2 separate regions of the Homo sapiens genome follow, and region 2 is linked to region 1. The links are chromatin loops, found by intact Hi-C in ENCODE. Cell type or tissue: heart right ventricle. All regions are shown on one strand. Region 1 overlaps DOCK8 (dedicator of cytokinesis 8). Region 2 overlaps DOCK8 (dedicator of cytokinesis 8).

Evidence for each region. A loop is a pair of places that touch in the nucleus more often than their neighbours do. Peaks named below come from ENCODE experiments on the same cell type or tissue, not always from the same donor. Only the 100,000 strongest peaks of a DNase experiment are listed, where the experiment ranks them.
Region 2: a loop joins it to region 1, with 2.0 times the contacts of the local background. A loop is called at or near these places in 16 of 110 quality-filtered maps.

What each region holds. Positions count from the first base shown.
Region 1 is chr9:294,628-302,627 of GRCh38, reverse strand. The region is part of intron 4 of DOCK8 (dedicator of cytokinesis 8); the gene reads right to left. Among named protein-coding and RNA genes, the nearest start is that of DOCK8-AS1, 83 kb to the right of the region's middle. In heart right ventricle, no CTCF peak of the experiment used is centred here; a DNase peak (open chromatin) is centred at 4,957; H3K27me3 peaks cover 1,259 bases.
Region 2 is chr9:216,713-224,712 of GRCh38, reverse strand. The region is part of intron 1 of DOCK8 (dedicator of cytokinesis 8); the gene reads right to left. Among named protein-coding and RNA genes, the nearest start is that of DOCK8-AS1, 5.0 kb to the right of the region's middle. In heart right ventricle, no CTCF peak of the experiment used is centred here; a DNase peak (open chromatin) is centred at 4,884; H3K4me3 peaks cover 530 bases; H3K27ac peaks cover 1,000 bases; H3K27me3 peaks cover 2,067 bases.

The DNA of each region.
Region 1 (8,000 bases):
GATTCTGGATATCAGACATTCTTCAGATTTACGGTTTGCAAATATTTTCTCCTATTCAGTTGGTTATCAGTTTACTCTGTTGATAGTTTCTTCTGCTGTGCAGAAGCTCTTTAGTTTAATTAAGTCCCACTTGTCAATTTTTGTTTTTGTTACCATTGCTTTTGGGGACTTATTCATAAATTCTTTACCAAGGCCAATGGCCAGAATAGTATTTCCCAGTTTTTTTCTCTAGGGTTTTTGTAATCTTAGGTCTTACATTTAAGTCCTTAATCCATCTTGAGTTAATGTTTGTATATGATTAAAAGGAGGGGTCCAATTTCAATATTCTGTATATGACTAGCCAGTTGCTCCAGCACCATTTATTGAATAGGGAGACCTTTCCTCATGGCTTGTTATTGTCAACTTCGTCAAAGATCAGATGGCTGTAGGCGTGCAGCTTTATTTCTGGTTCTTTATCTTGTTCTATTGGTCTACGTGTCTGTTTTTGTACCTGGACTGTGCTGTATTGGTCACTGTAGCCTTGTAGTGTAGTATGAAGTCACACAGTGTGATGCCACCGGCTTTGTTCTTTTTGCTTAAGATTGCTTTGGCTATTCAGGTTTTTTGGTTCCACATGAATTTTGGAATAGGTTTTTTTTTTTAAATTCTGTGAAAAAATGATGTTGCTAATTAAGATAGGAATAGCAGTGAATCTAAAAATCTCTTTGGGCACTATGGCTGTTTTAATAATATTGATTCTTCCTATCCACGAGCATGGAATATTTGTCCATTTGTTTGTATCACCTCTGATCTCTTTCAGTGTGTTTCATAATTCTCATTGTAGAGATCTTTCACCTCCTTGATTAGCTGTATTCCTAGGTATTTTATTCAAAAGGATAAAATAAATGGAATTGCATTCTTGATTTGGCCCTCAACTTAGACATTATTGGTGTGTGGAAATGTTATTGACTTTTGTACATTGATTTTGTATCCTGAAACTTTACTGAAGTTGTTTATCAGTTCTAGGAGCCTTTTAGCAGGGTCTGCAGTGTTTTCTGGGTACAGAATTATATTGCCTGCACTGTGACAGAGCTAGTTTGACTTCCTCTCTTCCTGTTGGGATGTCTTTTATTTCTTTTTCTTGCCTGATTTCTCTGGCTAGCACTTCCAGTACCATGTTGATATAAGTGGTGAGAGTAGGCATCCTTGTTTTGTTCCAGTTCTCAAGAGGAACGCTTCCAGCTTTTGCCCACTCAGTATGATGTTGGCTGTGGATAGTTGAATAATAGATGGCTCTTATTATTTTGAGGTATGTTCTTTCAATGCCTAATTTGTTGAGGGTTTTTAACATGAAGGGATGTTGAATTTTGTTAAAAGCCTTTTCTGTGTCTATTGAGATTATCCTGTGGTTTTTGTTTTTAATTCTGTCTATGTGATGAGTCTCATTTATTGATTTGTGTATGGTGAACCAACCTCGCATCCCAGGAATAAAGCCTACTTGATTGTGATGAATTAACTTTTCAATGTGCTGCTGGATTTGGTTTGTAGTATTTTGTTGAGGATTTTTGTGTCGATGTTCATCAGGGATATTGGCCTGAAGTTTTCTTTTCTGCTGTGTCTCTCCCAGGTTTTGGTATCAGAATGATGCTGGCTTTGCAGAATGAGTTAGAGAGGAGTCCTTCCTCCTTGAATTTTTGAAATAATTTCAGTAGGATTGGTACTAGCTCTTCTTTGTATATCTGGTATAATTTGGCTGTGAATCCATCTGATTAAGGGCTTTTTGGGGTGGGTTTTGTATTACTGATTCAATTTCAGAACTCACTATTGGTCTGTTCAAGATTTCAATTTCTTCCTGCTTCAATTTTAGGGGGCTTGTGTGTTTCCAGGAATCTATCCATTTCTTCTACGTTTTCTAGTTTGTGTGCATAGGGGTATTTATAACAGTCTCTGAGGATTTTTTATATTTCTGAGGCATCAGTTGTAGTGTCATTTTTGTCATTTCTGATTGTGCTTATTTGGATCGATCTTCTCTCTTGTTTTCTTTATTAATCTAGTTAGTGATCTATCAACCTTGTTTTTTTTTTGAATCACAAACTTTTGGTTTCATTGATCTTTTGTATGGATTTTCACGTTTTAATTTTTTTCAGCTCTGATTTTGGTTATTTGTTTTCTTCTGCTGGCTTTGGAGTTGGTTTGCTATTGTTTTTCTAGTACCTCCAGGTCACACACCATTTTGTTTGATTTCCTGAACTATAGAAAAACCACCAAGCTGGTAAAGGGACATGAGGTGATATTGGAAGGTATTAGGTAGATCAAATGCCAGATAGATAAAGTAAGAAATGTAAGAGAGCTACTAGCAATTATACAAATACAAAGTTTATAACTCTGGCACAGAGAGCAGGTATTTGACCAATTTTAGTTGACTGAATTAATTAAAGAATAAGATGTCCCAGTGACGTCTGTAGGAAGAACAGGACACTCTCCCTGGATTTTATTGTGTTCTGAAGACAAACAATTTGTTTTGAGCCAAACAAAAAACAAGAATTAGCCTAGAAAAGAGATAAGACTAGCTTGGTGACTAATTCAAGTCAAGGCTTACCACAATGGGCCATCTTTTTTTTTTTTTTTTGAGACGGAGTCTCACTGTCGCCCAGGCTGGAGTGCAGTGGCACGATCTCTGCTCACTGCAAGCTCTGCCTCCCGGGTTCACACCATTCTCCTGCCTCAGTCTCCTGAGTAGCTTGGACTACAGGCGCCCACCACCACAGCCAGCTAATTTTTTTGTATTTTTAGTAGAGACGGGGTTTCACTGTGTTAGCCAGGATGGTCTCGATCTCCTGACCTTGTGATCTGCCTGCCTCGGCCTCCCAAAGTGCTGGGATTACAGATGTGTGCCACCGCGCCCGGCCATAATGGGCCATCTTCAGCATCCCCTGGCCGCTTGAATTTCTCTGACCCAAACCTATATTGCTAGGGCTGGGTGAAACGCAGGCTAAATTGGGGAAATGAAAAAAAAAATAAACAGGTGAACTCTGAATAAGGAAATAAGACTAAACATCCAAAAACGATTTCAAGGAAAATGTACAGGCTGGGTGCAGTGGCTCACACCTGTAATCCCAGCACTCTGGGAGGCCAAGGCGGGAGCACCACTTGAGCCCAGGAGTTTGAGACCAGCCTGGGTGACATGGTGAAACCGCATCTCTACAAAAAACACAAAAAATTAGCCGAGTATGGTGCCACCTGCCTGTAGTCTCAGCTACTTGGGAGCCTGAGATGGGAGGATTGCTGGATTGTCCATTAACAGTTATTTGAGAGAAATTCTCACACGGATTTTATAAACCTGCTAGTTTCTTAACAGTCACTCTCACAAATATAAATGTAGGCAACAACATATCTGTGTGTGCTGACTGGGTAAACTTTCCTAGTACATGAAGTGACTGTTTTGGACTCTCCCTAAGGGCTCAAAGAAAAAAAAATCTGTGTGATCTAACATCCTGGCTGGGGGTCAGGGGACAAAAACCAACTCAAAGTAGTGACAAATATATGCAAATATTAAGTTATCGCCTAAAATTATGCTACCCCAAATAACAATATACTGAACCAGTGATGTTTCTTGAAAAATCCAATTTTAGGGGGAAAAATTACCAAAGAATTTATCTAACATTAATTTATCCTAACATTGAAACAAACAGTTAATTAAAATTCAAATTTCCCACATTAGTATTTGCCCTTTGCCTTTTTTTTTTTTTTAAGGACTTGTACATTTTAAAGGGTATTGATGTCAAAGGTTTAGTATGACATGACACGAAGGTTTACAAGGAGACTTTTGGGCCACAGAAATAAAAATTAGGAAGCAGCTACCTAAAGACCTTTTGTGTGTGAAGCTTAGCAACCAGAACTATATCAGCTTTAGCATTACTTTTTGTGTTATAATAAAATGCGGCTATTTCCAAGAGTGTTTACTTACAAAGGAACATCTCTCTCTCTCTCTCTGACACACACACACACACACACACACACACACACACACTTACAGATGTGTGCTTGTTTCCATTATCCTCAAGTTATTTCTCTCTGTGCCTCTGTTTCTTCACAGGGTAAAGCATGAACATGAGGTGAATTCTAAGATATTTTCCCCAGCTTTAATATTTTATGATAAAAAGTTCATGCACTGTATCTGAAAAAATCAAAATCAATTCTTTTTTCTGTTTGTTTTTGTTTTTGGAGACAGAGTCTGGCTCCTTCACCCAGGCTGGAGTACAGCGGCATGATCTTGGCTCACTGCAACCTCCGCCTCCCGAGTTGAAGCAATTCTCCTGTCTCAGCCTCTTAAGTAGCTGGGATCACAGGCATGCGCCACCGTACCCAGCTAATTTTTGTATTTTTAGTAGAGACGGGGTTTTGCCGTGTTGGCCAGGCTGGTCTCGAACTCCTGACCTCAGGTGATCCACCCGCCTCTGCCTCCCAAAGTGCTGCGATTACAGGCATGAGCTACCCCACCTGGCCCTAAAATCAAATTTTCTCTTCAAAAGATGCTTAACTTTTGAGACCATCAAATTTATTTGGCTATTGTTCTTTGGCTATTGTACACAAATGATGCTTGCTTTCTTTTCTGTCTTCCATTTTGTTAGAGTGTTTGTGGGAGTTTTTCACATGGACCCCACAGTCAATGACAAATAGGCATTAACAAATGAGTTACACAATAATGTTAAAAGTTCAGTTCACAATGTGTACACTCTAAGCCTTCAGGGTTTTTGCTATGGAAAGCATTAAGACTAGCATCTTCTATGACTGTGTGTTTGAAACCAGAGCAAACTTTCCCTCTCTTCCTCATACTAGGTTTAACATCTACTTCCCCATTTAAAAATCTCAGAAAGTCTCAAAGCTCCTTGACAGCAGCAAGGGTGAACCTGGCTGGGGAGGAGAGGACAAGGGTTGGCAAACATGTAAAGATGACTCATTCCAGAAGTGCTGGCCACAGAAGGAACCATCACTGGGTAGGCAGTGAGACTGCTGGCTCACTGCCGCTGGCTACAAGAGAGTCCCAGCTTCATTACCCCACCCTGGCAATGGAGTCAAATAAAGCCAAGTTCCTGTTGCACCTAGATGCAGACAGGAGAAAAATGGGGAAGTAGGCCAATGGCTAGAAAAATGATTCTCATGAAATGAACTCGACCTATTGCTTCCCAGGAGATCTGCATTCCTTTTCTTAAAACACTATTCTAACACATTTGAGACAATCCAAAGACCAAGCGCGTTTTGAGAGTGTTCTCTTTAAAGACAGTGTGGTGCAGCCAGCAGAATCCAGGCTCTAGAGTCAGAAGGAACTGGGTGCAGACGCTGGCTCCTTAATGTACTAAGAGACCTTGGGCAAGTGCCTTAGTCTCTCTGAGTCACAGCTTCCTCAAGTATGAAATAGGGGGAAATGTTGCTCATTTTGAGGACCTATTGTGAGGATTAGAAAATAATACGTGTTCCTCATCTTCTTTTTCCTCTTCCCTACCCTCTCTTTCCTTTCACATCTTCTTTCTCCTTTCCCTTCTCTCCCTTCCTGTACAATTTGGTGCTAAAATCATAAGGTGCATCAGAACAAGGCAGCCCTCCATGCCTTGGGGTAGGGAGTAGCCGAGGAGGTCCAGAATAGGAAGTTGAAGCCCAAACACGGTGAGGATGCATCCATTTAAGATGGACTGCCTGGCATGGAAAATCAGAACCCACATGGTGTGAGGAGGGCATCCAAGCTGAACCAGGCTGGTGTGTGTTAACAGAGCCTGGAGAGTCTTAGTGGGTTTGGATTTGTGGGGAGGGAGTCTATGCACAACAGGTCAAGAGTGGCTCTGTGACATCCACAGCTGGATTGCTCTTTGTTACCACATAGGCTGATGAGCCGGGCGTGCTTTTCATACTTTTAGAAAGCAAATAGCTAAGCACCTTGACAGCTAGCACAACAAATGCATGTCATAATAAGCAATTATTGATCAGGGAAACATTTTTATGGTGTTCTGGGAGTAACTGAATTATATGCACTGATGTGTTTGAATTTTAATTGTTTACCACTTCACTGGGAGTAAAATATGGAGTAATAAAACAGATGATACCCCATTCCTTGATATCTCAGCTCTCCTTGAGCTCAACCTTCCTTCAGAATTACCTTAATCACCCCAGATGAAAAACAAAGTCTAAAGGCTTTTATGATGCTGCCCATAACACTCATGAAATGTTTCACTGTCTCTGCGGCAAGAATAAATATAGTATGTAAACAAGTTTAATTTCTTAAGAGTTCAGCTCTCCACCAGGCATCAAAAACATTCTGAAGTTTATCCCTCTTTGGTTCATTTAGAGAAAATGACAGAAGAAATAAAGCTTAAAATCGTTAATATCACCCAAAGGATGTCATCAAATATTAATCCACACAACATTATCAAAATATGCAGATAAAAGGTTGGACAAACAAGCAAACATGGCGCCATGCTAATCAGTAAACCAGTAATCATTTTCAAAAGTCATGGGGAGAAAAGTACTATTGTTTTTAGAACAAGGACACCAAATTTGGTGCTGTAAACATGAGTGATAGAATGGAAATCATTTAATAAATCTTCCAGTCTAAGTAACACAAACATTTCAAGTAAGAAAATACATTTCCTTCAATGTACTGGAGATCATGTATTTTACATTTTTATGTAACTTAATCTTTCTCTGTTAGGTTTAAAAGGAAATCTAAAAATTTCCTCTATCCTTCATGGGCAGCATTATTTGTATGATTTAAATGTCTCAATTACAGTACTTGAGTGGCAAATGCCCTGTAGAATGATGAGGGTGGGAGGGAACACAAGTGGCCATTACTCTACTCCTCTGCCCCCTAAGTGGGATTCAAAACCATTACCACAGCTAGCAAGGACATAAAAGCCTATCTCTAGATATTATGGAGAAATGTAATATCAGCAGGAGATAACTGAGAAATAAAGGAGCTAACTAAATCAGTGTTTGACTGCTTGGTTCTGGATAACAAAGGCATGTCCTTATAAGGCAAAGTGGCTTCACTAAGTATGGTCCTCCAGAGGAAGGCAGGTCCCCCCTCCATGGTGCGTTCAATATATGGGAGAGAATTTTGTGTTCATTCCTTTGACATGCTAATATAAGTATGTTTTCTGATAGGTACTACTTAATAAATATAATAGCTAATACTTATTGAATTATTATTATATATGCTACCAAAGTATTTCACTTGGAGGGAATATTGGGATAACTGGAATTGATTTCTTCTAATGTAATGGTCCAAGGCAGATTTTACATCATGGGCACTACAGTCCCAGCACCACGCAAAGGGCACTCCCGTGTCCTTTTGTAGTCAGCCCTCTTCCCCACTCCCAGACCCTGGGAACCATGGACCTGTTTTCCATCCCTGTAGCTTCATCTTTTCCAGAATGTCAGATACATGGAATCATGCAGTTATCTTTTTTGTCTGGGTTCTTCTTCTTTTTTTTTTTTTAAGACAGAATCTCACTTTGTTGCCCAGGCTGGAGTACAATGGCATGATCTCAGCTCACTGCAACCTCCGCCTCCCAGGTTCAAGCGATTCTCCTGCCTCAGCCTCCTGAGTAACTGGGACTACAGGCACGTGCCACCACGCCCAGCTAATTTTTGTAGTTTTAGTAGAGACGGGGTTTCACCATGTTGGTCAGGCTGGTCTGGAACTCCTGACCTCAAGTGATCCACCTGCCTCAGCCTCCCAAAGTGCTGGGATTACAGGCATGAGCCACCATGCCCGGCCTTTGTCTGGCTTCTTTCACTTAGCATACTGTATCTGAGATTCATCCATGTTGTTGTATATATCAATTGTTTGTTCCATTTCACTGCTGAGTAGTATTCCATTGTATGGATTTACCAGAGTTTGTTTATCTACTACCCAACTGAGTACAATCTGGGTTTTCTTCCAGTTTTTGGCAATTACAAATAAAACTGCTATGCAGTCTTGGCAATTACAAATAAAACTGCTAAACTGCTGTATTTGCACATAGGTT
Region 2 (8,000 bases), 78 kb after region 1:
AATTTCCTGAGGACAGCCCAACTTCTCTAGAGTGCTCATATTACACAGCAGAAAGCTGAGTAGAGAGAACTCAAAAAGGTCTGCCAAAGAAGGTTTTGGCTGTGTCCTGAATATTGCTCTGTATGGCAGTGAGAAGAAGCAGCGATTTAGGAAAAAGTATTTCTACCCGTGGCAGCAGAGGGACTGGGCCTCCCTGAGCAAACGAGAGAGTCAAGCTTGACCATTCAGCCATACGAAGGCCAAAATATCCACTTCAAGACTTCTGAGCAAATATCACATCTTCTTTTTGCTAATGTGCATACTCTCCTTAATTGAGTCTCCAAGCAATGAGGTAGAATTTTTATTCTGTGTTTTAAAACCATGTATTTAAAAATTAACATGTTATCGACTCAACTGCTTATCTTGGGTCAAATGCAAATCGTGGGTATATTCATCGGGGGAGAAAAATCTTTTTGAAAAATTTCCTGGTGATTTCAGGAAATGAGTAAGTGGTTATAATATTAAGGAGTAATTGAAAAACACTGTCAGAATGAACAGTTCTAAATAACCGTTGTTCTTTATAGTTTCCTGTATGCAGTACCATGCAATTTATTCTGATAAAGCTGTCTTTCTGAACTCACTTTTGGAACTCCTCTTTGCAATTACTTTCAGAACTATTTGACAAGGTACCTAAAAATCAGCTCCGTTATTTCACGGCTATATGTTATCTTTAACTCAAGCTGATATTATTTTATTTAATAGGCTTGCTTGAGTGCTAATGACTTTGGATCCCTCCAGAAGCTATACCATATATTGTTTATGGATATGCATATACACACACACCCCAGAAGTACACCTTTGTGTTAGTACTCTCAGGGAGCAGCAGGGAGAACAGAAATGGGCAACAGAATAACAGGGACTTCACATTTATCTGTAATGTTCTCTTTTTTAATTAAAAAAAAAACAACTAAAGCAAAAGTGACAAAATGTTAACAGATGTTAATTCTGTTAAGTGGAGACCTTTAGATACTTGCCATATTATCATCTGTATTTTCTATATTTTTTGAAACTTCTCAAATAATAAAGCAGATTCTCCCTAAAAAAAAAAAAAGATTTTAAAACACCAAGTTTCTTTTTAAAAATAAATGTACTCCAGTCCCTGAGAATAATTCTAAAAGGATTTCCAAAAATGTTTTTGGATAATGCTATTATCCCTAGTGGCATGACCCCAGAGAGGAATACTTTGAAGTCACGGAGGGCTATGAGGCCAGGGAAAGTGCCTTTCTTTTTCCAGCTCTCAATTTTGAGTAAATCTCCTCACTCCTTGCAGGCAGGCCCATGACTCACTTGTCTTTGTATTTCTGGGGCTTAGCACAGCACTTAGAACACAATAATCCTCAATGGCTGGCATGAGTGAACAAATGAATGAACTAACCAGCCTAGGACTTACAAGCCTACTAACTTACGAAGAGATGGGAGTGAGGCGGTGGAGTTTATTAACTTCTGTTTTTCTTAATTTAGTTCCAGTTTAGCTATTTGTATTTTTGGTCTCTATCACAGAAGAACAATGAATTTTGCCCTTTGATGAGAATGACAGAAGTCGAAGTTTTTTGAGGTTTCTGAGCAGAGTGGTACTAACTACTGTTTCCTTTTAGCCCCAGAAACCAATTCTAGAGGAAAAGGAACATTAAAAAAAAAGTATGAAAGAGGTCCATACTCTCTATTCTCTCATCCAAGTGAAAACACATACAATGAGTTATGTAATCTGGACTCTTATTTTGCGATAGAAAGGGATTCTGATTTTCCATTTGCTATTTTATTTAAAAGGGCTATGGCTTAGGCACCCAAAGGAGGAGGTAGATTGGATTACATTGTTAAGCAAAGTAAAAAGCACAGTTTAAAGTCTGGCAACTAGAGCTTACAACAAAATTAAGAAATAACTAAGTTGTTTGAACAATCTACCTTTATCATTAATCCACCTATTAAAGGAACAGAAGCAGAAAGTGAAAAAGGATAGAAGTTCTCACCATTTATGGTTGCATGTAAGGCAAAGAAAAAAGGAGAAATGCATGACTATTTTAATCCCTAAAGAATGACTTCAGAGTTCACTCTCTGACCTAGGAGAGAAGCTAAACAGGAAGAGGTTACAGGCATTTAAGAGAAGAGGTCAACACTGGCAAATAAAGATTTAAAAGAATGATAAAACTCGGTGGGGGTGTGAATGTGGGGAAAGGAGCATTCGTAGGGCCACTGGTAGGAGCAGAAACAGGTATACCTTTTCTGGGCGTCAATTTGGCAATCAAAAGCTTGAAAAATGTTTCTTTCCTATGACCAATTATACTGTTAGAAATTTGTAAGGAGGTGTTTGCACTAGCGCAGAAAAAAGTATGTATAAGACTGCTCCATCAAACTCTATACACTATTGTGAAAAGTCAGAACCTATCTCTTTTGGTTTTTTGTGTTTTTTTTTTGAGACAGGGTTTCACTCTGTGGCCCAGGCTGGAGAGTAGTGGCGCAATCATAGCTCACTGCAGCCTCAAACTCCTGGTCTCAAGTGACCCTCCCACCTCAGCCTTCTATGTAGCTGGGACCACAGGCATGCACCACCCTGTCTGCCTAATGTTTTGTTTGCTTTTTGTAGAGCTGGTGTCTCACTATGTTGCTCAGGCTGGTCTTGAACTCCTGGGCTCAACTGATTCTCCTGTGTCTGCCTCCCAAAGCACCGGGAGGCAGGTTCCAGGCATGAGCCACTGTGCCCAGCCTGGAACCTATCTTCATGCCCAATAATAGAAAATTAATTTAATAAATCATTTTACATCTAATCAACAGGATTTTATACAGCCTATGTAAATTATAATGCAGCTCTGTATTGATTTACATGCAGAGTTGTTCATGATTTTTTTTTTTTTAATGAGACAGAGTCTCACTCTGTCACCCAGGCTGGAGTGCAGTGGTGCGATCTCGGCTCACTGCAACTTCCGCCTCCCAGGTTCAAGCGATTCTCCTGCCTCAACCTCCTGAGTAGCTGGGACTACAGGCACCTGCCACCACACCTGGCTAATTTTTTTTTTTTTTTGTACTTTTAGTAGAGATGGGGTTTCACCATGTTGGCCAGGCTGGTCTCAAACTTCTGACTTCAAGTGATCCACTCACCTTGGCCTCCAAAAGTGCTGGGATTACAGGCATGAGCCACGGTGGCCAGCCCTCCTGTATACTTTAAATCATCTCTAGATTATTTATAATACTTAACACAATGTAAATGCTATGTAAATAGTTATTATACTATATTTTGTATGGAATAATGACAAGAAAAAAGTCTGTACATGTTCAGTACAGATGCAACTATCTACATTTTTTTCCAAATATTTTTGATCTGTGGTTGGCTGAATCCAGGGATGTGCCCACAGATGCAGAGGGCCGGCTGCCCTTTCCTATCTGTGATGATGAACATGAGAATAGACAGCTGGAGAAACTGGTTCTGTTGCCATCATTTCTCCTTTCTAATCTTGGGTTTAATCATAATGCAGTGGGACATGACATAATGTCTTGTACCCTAGGCCAACTTTATCAATTTGCTTAGTTTCACCAGAAATGCTGCATCGACATGTGTTCATATATACTTTCAGAGGTGTCAATCTGTTTTTCGTCTATACCCCCACTGTTGTCGATACAGCAAATGGTACCACTACTGTGCCAACTCCAGAAGCACAGGAACCACACTTAAACACACTATATAAATTTCATGTGTTTACCTAGAGCCCAGAGAGCCTTTCTGCTGCTGACTGGGTAAGACTAGACCAGCCTGAACAACACGGTGAAACCCCATCTCTACTAAAAATACAAAAATTAGCCGGGCGTGGTGGTGCGCACCTGTAATCTCAGCTACTCAGGAGGCTGAGGCAGGAGAATCGCTTGAATCCGGGAGGCAGAGGTTGCAGTGAGCCGAGATGGCCCCACTGTACTCCAGCCTGGGCGACAGAGCATGACTGTCTCAAAAAAAGAAAAAAAAAAAAAAAGAAAGAAATTAGACTACTGCTTGTGGGAACAGCAGTAGCACATTCCTGTTGCTTTAACCCTTTATCAAATAGGCCAAACGTTAATAAGCACCTGCCACTGAAAAAAACTAAATGCTTTTGTTTCTTAGCTTTCTCAGCAAGAAGTCTGAGTATGGTAACATCCCTACCTTCTCACGGTCCCTTAAAGAGGACGGAAAGTTGAGGTGTTTTTAACATCATCCCATTCCATCACTACCTTTATGGGGAGTTGAGATGGGAGACTTGGTCCCCTGAGTTCTTCATCTTTCCCTGGGCAACTACATGTTACTACGTTTTCTTTCCACTGGTCTATGAAGAAGTAAACATTAGCTTCATCAATATACATAAATGGTCAGAACTCAAAGAACTCCAAATGAAGAAAATTCACCCTGGTAGAAGGTTATTTCAGCATACATTTTGTAAGGCATCTTCAGAATAGCACTAGATGCCTAAAGCACAAATGGACCTTTTCCAAGAATCTGGAAGGAACCGATTCTAAATGTGAAAGGCCAAAAATTCTGTGTCTGATTGCCCAAGCCCCTCTGTTGGTCTTTGGTCTAGAACACATCAGACAAATAAAGCAATTCCTGAAAGCACACTACCTCACTCTGCCAGCCACCCCCACTACTGAGGAACAGCTCTGCTCTCACTGCAGATACACATCTATACATTTGAATACATATATTTTTATGCTTGTATTATCTTTGCAGATAAAATTAGCAAATACTTCTCAGAAAGCTCTCTGTAGCTCATTGTGCTCTGGTCGTTATGCCCAAAATTATTGGGTTTGTTCCTTTTTTTTTGAAATAGAGTCTCGCTCTGTCACTCAGGCTGCAGTGCAGTGGCGCAATCACTGCTCACAGCAGCTTCAACTTCCTGGGTTCGAGTGATCCTCCCATCTCAGCCTTCCAAGTAGCTGGGACTACAGGTGCAAGCCACCACAGCTGGCTAATTTTTGTATTTTTTGTAGAGACAGGGTTTTGCTATGTTGCCCAGGCTGGTCTCGAACTCCTGGGCTCGAGCCATCTACCAGCTTAGGCCTCCCAAAGTGCTAGGGTTACAGGTGTGAGCCACCATGCCCAGCCTGTGGTTGTTCTTAAATGCTATCTTTATGTAACTTTATTCTCTCTTCTTGCCACCTTGTTTTTGTCTTTCATAAAATCACTCTCTGGTGATGATTATTATGCCTAATACTTTGTTCCTTTTTTATTTTTTATTTTATTTTATTTTGAAACAGAGTGTCACTCTGTCGCCCAGGCTGGAATGCAGTGGCACATCTCAGCTCACTGTAGCCTCCACCTCCCAGGTTCAAGCAATTATCCCACCTCAGCCTCCTAAGTAGCTGGGATTACAGGTGCACACCACTACACCTGGCTAATTTTTGTATTTTTTAGTAGAGACGGGGTTTCGCCATGTTGGCCAGGCCGGTCTTGAACTCCTGACCTCAGGTGATCGTCCCGCCTTGGCCTCCCAAAATGCTGAGATTACAGGCGTGAGCCAGTGCACCCAGCTCTGTTTGTTCCTTTTCTGAAAGGACGAAATGAAGGTATATAAAGTTCTTAGCACAATATGTAGCACATAGTAAATAATTAATAAATGTTACCTATTATTATTTTAAAATAAAACTGAGATGGCAGCATGGTATAATGATTAAAAGAGAAGACTCTGGAGCCAGGCTGCCTGCATTTGAATCTCAGCTGTGACCTTAATTAGTTGTTTGTGAGTTTGGACAATTTCTATATCTTCTCTGCACTCAGTTTCTCCATCTGTAAAACGGAGATAGTCATTGCTCCTATCTCATAGAGGTGAATGAGTTACGATATGTAAATATTTAGAACTGTCTCTGCCACATAGAAAGCATTCTAGAAGTGTAAGCCATTATTTTTTCTTCCTTTCAATCCTGACTGTCCACAAGAGGGTTAATGTTTTTTTCTGCATTCTACACTTTCGTCCTCTTTATCCAAGGTTCTTATTTTACTTTAATATTTGATCAAATTTTACATCTATTCTGTATTTGAAAGACACTAAGATTTTGTTTAATAAATTTTCAGAGTACTAGTAATAATTTTTATAATCTACAAAGGCACTAAATTCCAGTAAGAAAAAAGGCAATTAACAAGACTAGATGTTCCCACAAGTACCATGTTATGACATTTAATGCAGCAGCACCTGAAATCCCAAACGCAAATGTTATTACGAACTGCCTAACTTAGATCTAGTCTTTCCTTGGCACGCAAGTCAGCAACAAAAAAATGGAAATGAAGACAAGTATATAGCACTTACAAGAAAATTAATTTCACCTTTCTTCTCAGACTGTGAGATAGTCTGCTCACTCCTTCTGGAGACTGGTGTGGTCAGAACTGAACGCTTTACAAATAATATTTTTAATATATCAGATTTGAATACTTCATTAACAGGAAGCACACTGGTTTTATCCCACAAATATTTTTAAGAGATAGTTTACACTATTCTGAGTAGTAAGGTGAAAAACATGAGCACATGCTGAATGTACTAATGGCCATATTTCAACACAGTCTTACTTTTGGAATTTGACCTATTTAAAAAAAATAATAGGTAGGCACGTAAGGGAAAACATTTCTTTTCCACCTTCAACATTGCAAAACATCACATTGTTAATGTTTATATATTAAACACTAATCAGAAACAGAACACTTTGCCAATGCTGCTACCAAAATGATGATTTTTTAAAAATTAATTCCCCTCTTGCTTTAAAGGAAATTCTTGGGATACATATGCATCAAAATAACAATCGGCCCAATTAAGAGCACAGTCTTTGGAGCAGTTTGCAATCCCAGCTCTGCCATTGCTGGTTGTATGGTCTTGAAAAAATTACATGGCCTTGTGCAGCTGTATCTCCAAGATTCCTTTTCCTCTTCTGTACAAGACTTCATGAGTTTGATAGGCTTTTTGTGAGAATTTAATCATAAAATCCATTAACTGTATAATATAGTGTCTGGGACACAATAAGTAAACAATAAATGGTGAAATTAAATGATATATGAATACTAGGTATGTCCTTATTAATCTGCTCCTTTGAATAATAATTTCTGCCAAGCTCCTTAGCATAACTCTCCCACACAACACACAGAGTGCTTCAAAAAGGAAAACAGAACTCTAAGAATACGAATTTCCAATCCATTTTCTTGCCTGAGGATTATAGAACCTTTTATACTTTATTAAACTTGAGGGGGCTCTTCTTGATCAGATTTCATCACATATTTTCTTCCATTGAATGTGTTTTGGGTTCTCAGCACCAGATGGAAGGCACAGGCGGAGAAACACTGGCCCCAAGAAAGCTCCCAGCCAGCCACTGGCATCTCCATACCTAACCCAAACTGATCTCTGCCTGAAGCTCTCCAACTTCAGCTTTCCTTCCTACCTTTCTATCTTAGGCTCTCAAAGATGGTGATGATGGAGATAATGACAGCAGTGAAGCTGATTGTAATGTTAATGATGGCAACTAAGAATTATTCACCATTTATTCTGAGCCAGACACTACAAGCAACATGCAATCAACATGAAAATCATTAACAAGACATTTTGCATTATTTTTTCTGTACTGTCTCTAAATTCCAATGTGTATGTTACACATCCAGCACTTGGCAATTCGGACTTTGTACCTATTATTCATTTAATCCTCCCCACAGTCATAAGAAGTAGGTACTATGATCAACTCTACTTGGCACATAAAGAAACCAAAGCTTAGAGAAGTTAAGTAACATGTCCAATGTTGCACAGTGACTTTGTAGCAGAGAGCCAATTTGCAAGCAGATCAGACACTAACCAGGGCCTTTATTCTTAACCCCCAGGTGACACCGACCCCGCAGTTGCTTGCAAGACTGCCTGTAGGATTAGTCCGGGTCTCGGCCACTCACCCCAGATCAACCCTGCCCAACCCCATAGTTTCTAACATCTTTCTGCCCCAGTCACACTTCCTGATCTAAAATTCACAAAGACAGAGGATCA